Regions from separate parts of the Mus musculus genome. Here region 2 is linked to region 1. The links are chromatin loops, found by intact Hi-C in ENCODE. Cell type or tissue: heart. All regions are shown on one strand.

Region 1 (2,500 bases):
AACCACAAGTAGGAGGGAGGGAAGAGGGCAGTGTAAGAATCCATGGGACCATCCGCACCCAGTGAATGATGGGAAATCAAAAGAGCAGGTGCGCTTCGCTGCTTCCGGGTCAGCCCTGCCTGGCAGGTGCATCCCAGGTGCAGATGTTTGCAGACTTGGCCCGGCGTCTGTTCTGGGGGCAGGCAGCCACTCGCCATTGTTCTGCTTGGCTCTTCTTGTGGGGGTGGGGGACTATGAGGTGGGGGTGGGGGTGGGGATCTTTGCTGTCTGCTCTTGAGAGCAAGGAGCCTTTGATTCTGGAGGAGCAAGCTTTTTCCGACTTTGATCTCCCTGGAATAGGGCCTTTGCGAACTCTCTAGAGAGCACTTTACATTTAAAAGCCTCCGAGCCGGCTGTCTCTCTTTGCTCACCTGTGGTGAAGCTCCTTTCCCCGTAGCTCATCCTTCCAGCAGAATGGCCTCTGGGCAAACCTACCTGGGACCAAGTCCCACAGCACAAAAGAGCTCCACCAGCACCTGCAGCCTAGGTCCAGCCAGACATCACCTCCCTCTGTCTTAGGGCTGAAGGGAGCATCCTGTTAATAGCTGAGGAGGGAGAAGAACGGGAAACGGAAGGCTTTGCTCAACTCCTGGAATAGCACAGGGGCGTCTTCAGAGGACATTATCAAGGCAGCTCTGTAGGATGGTCCACATGGGCAGTGCCACCGCCATTCTGTAGATGACAACCCTAAGGCCTACATGATTTCCCCAGAGTTTTTAGGATAAGCTGAAATACACACCTCCAGACCCCCACCCTGACCTCACCTGTCATTCCCCAGCAATGAAAGCCCACTGGGGCCTTCCAGGACACTGCCACCTAGGCTGAGAGGAAGTGGCTTCTCAAGGCTTTCCGAATCCACAGCAACACAGTAGTGAGCCACAGAGTTCACACAGGTCTTGATTGTCCTGTGTAGTGGCAGTTGGGATTGTGAGCCAATGACACAGACTTTCTGAAGTGCTTGATCAACCCTGTGTGCCAGCATCGTGGGAGAACTCACGGACAGGACGTGAAGGAGAGTCTTTTGTAACTGTTGAGTGCTGGAAGCAAGTCGGTGCTTATCTATGGATATCTTTCCTACTTCCATTCACAATCCCACACAACAAGCCACGGGCTGTACGACTAGGGAGCCAAGCAAGGCAAGGGCCAGACTTGTTTCCCTGGGTGTGCACACCTCTCATTTCCTACTGCTGTCCCTTGGGAGAGTAGAGAGGTGGACAGCAGCAGCAGCAGCAGCAACAACAATCGTTTAGAGAGACCTGCTTCTGAAAGTTCTTCCTACCTGCTCTGCACACTCAGTAAACCCTCCTGACAGGGCAAAGAAGCCTAGCAATCTAGCTCTCTGGGAAGGGACCCAACGCATGGGGCTTCTACACTCAAGTGATTTTCCCTAATCAGGGCTGATTACACAGGAGGGTCACAATCACTGAGGCCCACCTGCTACTTTCCACTCCTCCTCCTCCTCCTCCTCTTCCTCCTCCTCCTGCTCCTCCTCCTCCTCCTTCTCTTCCTCCTCCTCCTTCTCCTCCTCCTCCTCCTCCTTCTTCTTCTCCTCCTCCTCCTCCTCCTTCCCATGCCCCACCCTCCAGGACCTTGACCTGGCCCTCCTCTAGGGCTCCATTCTCCACCTGTTCCTATGATTCCTTGGTAAGAGACAGGGGCAAGGGCCTCCCAGAAACCAAATATTGGCCAGGGGCACAGCCCGCATTGACGGTGTCTCCCCGAGGAGAAAGCTGGCTGTTCATGGGAAAGTCCTCGTTAACTGGAAGGACTTGCTTTGCCTTTCTGTATGTTCCCTTTCAGCAGACCAGAACTTCCTGGGGCTGACTACGATTCAGGCTTTGCTGCGTGGGGTCGCGCCATGTTAGCTTTCCATCCCCAAGCCCAGCTTTTCCCAGGTTCCAAGCCAAACCTGCTTACTATTCCTCCTATACACAGGGCTTGCTCCTGTTTCATGTCTCTGCCGATGCTACTCTCCTGCCTCAAATACACTCTGATATTTATAAATCTTTTGCACTTAGCATTTCAAAAGGCTTTTCTGCCTATGATCTCATCCAATTGGATCACATCAGGATCCTCACAGCAACCTGGGGAGCTTTTGCCATTACTATTATTTAAATTACTGCTCTCTGTTACATAGGAGGCACTGAAGCCCAGAGACCCTCAATGACTTGTTCAAAGTCACATCAGTAGTTACGGAGAGAGCTGGAATTACAGCCAAGGACTTTGTGACTCCCTGCCTAGTGCTACCTTGCAGCCCTGTATCAAGTCCTTTTATCACCGCTGGCCCCATCCATGGATGCTTCCGGAAGGTCAGAGCCAACACAGTCCCGGTGACTGTTTCTCTCTGCCCAGCCCTCCCATTGTATCGGTTTATAGCGCCCCAACTTTCTGTTGAAGAACCACCCCACCCCACACCATCAGCTCACCTGATTTTGACAACACCGACCTCATCCCTTGGCCT
Region 2 (2,500 bases), 400 kb after region 1:
TAAAGGGATGATGAGCAATTGAAAAAGACACTGGATATTATACACACACACACACACACACACACCTACAGGCATGCAAACGCATGCACAACCACAAACATGCACACACAGGCACATGCAAACACATTCATGAATGCACAAGCACAATAGGTACAAATTTACACAAGCCTGTGTGTACCCACGGACACATGGGCACACATGCTCCCCAGCTTGGAGAACATTTAATAAATGCGATCTTACTGTCTTTTCACCCTGACCCTGGGCTTCTGAGGAGCACATGCTGACAGGTGTATTTGCTATGGGCACACATGAGAATGGAGCTCTCCTCCATAAACCAAAGGCATGTTTAGCTGTGTTGATGTTTAATTCACCAGTGGTATTTGGTCTCACATTTATTAGACTGAGGGATTACCCTGGGTTTGTAAACTAAATAACCAATCTCAGGAGCTGGTCTTAATTGACTTCCATCCCTCACACATCTTTTTTGGACCTCCTGTTTGAAATTTTGTTTGGAATTTTCAAGCCGAATTTTTCTTGCTAAGCATTCTTTCTCGAGAATCTAGTGGGATCCTCCTCAAAAACAGATCTTAAAGGGCAAGGAATCATATTTGAAAGCAAATTTAATTACCTTTAACTTTTGAAAGTTTCCCAACAAAGCTTGTCTAATTCTCTGACAAGTCCTGGTATCTGTAAATGGGACTGACCAAAAACCAATATTAAAAACAAAAGCAAACAAAAAAAGAAAGAAAAAAAAAAAAACCACAAACTCCCATTCAAGTGTGAAGAGCAAGAAACTATTGCATGAATGTCATCTGCTTGTCTCCCCTGAAGTAAGCCATCCCCTAGCCTTCAGTTGTCCACCTAAGAGTGGACCCATTCCTTAACCCATGCCAGAGACTTAAAAAACAGCTGGTGTCAGCCCCAGGCTTCCTTCTTGGTGGGCTCTGTACCTCTGCCAGGGACCAAAAGTAGATGAGCTGCTGACATCTGCTGGTTGCTTGGCAGAGCAGAGCGTAGGCTCTTTGAAGGGCTTTCTGCTGATTCCTGCTAGCTCCACCTGATTCCTGGAGGCTCCCCCACCAACTAATTCAGTGGGAAGGATCAAATGCAAAGCAAGAAATGTGGGACACTTCTCAAACCCCAGGAAGATGCATGTGGGCCAACAGAAGGAGAAGCAGCCTTCCCTCAAGGCTCACGGTCCTTCTAGGATTTAGAAGGCTTAGATTTGATCTCAACCACAGTGGCCAATGCTGAAACATTAAGGGCACGAGAATGCCTTCTGATTTTCCGTGGACTTGAAAACACTCTACTCTGTCTGGTTGTTCTTTGCCTCACAGATATTTCTCACAAGTTCTCCATTTGTTGGAGATCATAAAGTGGAGAATATTTTCAAGCCCCCTAGAGACTTTTATTTTTTTCTCCTGTCACATGGTGTCCAACCAGGAGTTAGTGCAACCCATGTGATGCCAGATCTTTGCTGGTGAAAATTCTTAGCCTACCTTTGGGGGAAGATGTAGGCTCCCTGCTGTAGATAGGACAAAGGGATCCCCTGTCCCCCAAGGGATGACTGATGCCTGGCAACAAACAACTGATTCCAGAGTATTAGGGACACTTTTTTTGCAAACACAATGGAAATTGGTCGTTATAGTAAAACATTTTATTTTTATAAATGTTTTATTTCTTCCTAGCAGTTAGCACCAAAAAACACACTTGATTTGTTCTCTTGGGTTTCATCTATTTACTCCTCCTGGAGATGTGAATCCTTCCTCCAGAGCATAGAACAGAGGGCTTGCCAGCCTGTCCGCCAGACTGTTGTTCCCAGGAGATGAAACTCAGCTACAAAGTAAAGGTCTGAAAAAGTTACAGAATGCAGCAACTTCCCGCTACAGCGCCCCAGATGGTCTCTGCAGGTGCTTTTCCAAGAGAACCCTGGAAAGCACACAGAAGCGTCCTGTCCAGTGACCCCGTGGAAGCTTTGTGAAGGAGACATGCAGGGCCACCCTGCCACTTCCAGCGGTTCCTGAAAGTAAGCTGGTGTGAGTAGAGGTGAGAGCCCTTCTAACTGTCCCCAGGCAGAAATGCCCATGGGCAAGGCTGTGTGTGCTCTCAGTGCTTGATCCCTGCCCGGGTATGTGAGCGTCTGTAGGGCCTGATGAAATGCGCTAGGCAACTTTCCCTACGCCTCTAGCTAAATGGCTTCCTGAGGAAATGAGAAATGGGCCTGGGGTGGATGGGAAAGAATGAAGAATTCCAGTAAAGAACTAAAAAGAGAGAGAGAGAGAGAGAGAGAGAGAGAGAGAGAAAGAAGAGAAGAGAAGAGAAGAGAAGAGAAGAGGAGAGGAGAGGAGAGGAGAGGAGAGGAGAGGAGAGGAGAGGAGAGGAGAGGAGAGGAGAGGAGAGGAGAGGAGAGGAGAGGAGAGGAGAGGAGAGGAGAGGAGAGGAGAGAAGAGAAAAGAACTTTTGTCTTTGGAACGGGGATTGTCAGATCTGAAACTCCAGG

The links. Peaks named below come from ENCODE experiments on the same cell type or tissue, not always from the same donor. Only the 100,000 strongest peaks of a DNase experiment are listed, where the experiment ranks them.
Region 2: a loop joins it to region 1, with 3.0 times the contacts of the local background. A loop is called at or near these places in 2 of 42 quality-filtered maps.

Annotation. Positions count from the first base shown.
Region 1 is chr1:190,446,044-190,448,543 of GRCm38, reverse strand. No RefSeq gene overlaps it. Among named protein-coding and RNA genes, the nearest start is that of Gm30725, 4.5 kb to the right of the region's middle. In heart, no CTCF peak of the experiment used is centred here; no DNase peak of the experiment used is centred here; H3K27me3 peaks cover 1,813 bases.
Region 2 is chr1:190,044,480-190,046,979 of GRCm38, reverse strand. Gm39736 (a long non-coding RNA gene) reads left to right here and starts at 1,830. Exons shown (of 2, transcript XR_865850.3): 1 at 1,830-2,046. In heart, a CTCF peak has its summit at 1,001 (motif pointing left); no DNase peak of the experiment used is centred here; H3K27ac peaks cover 411 bases.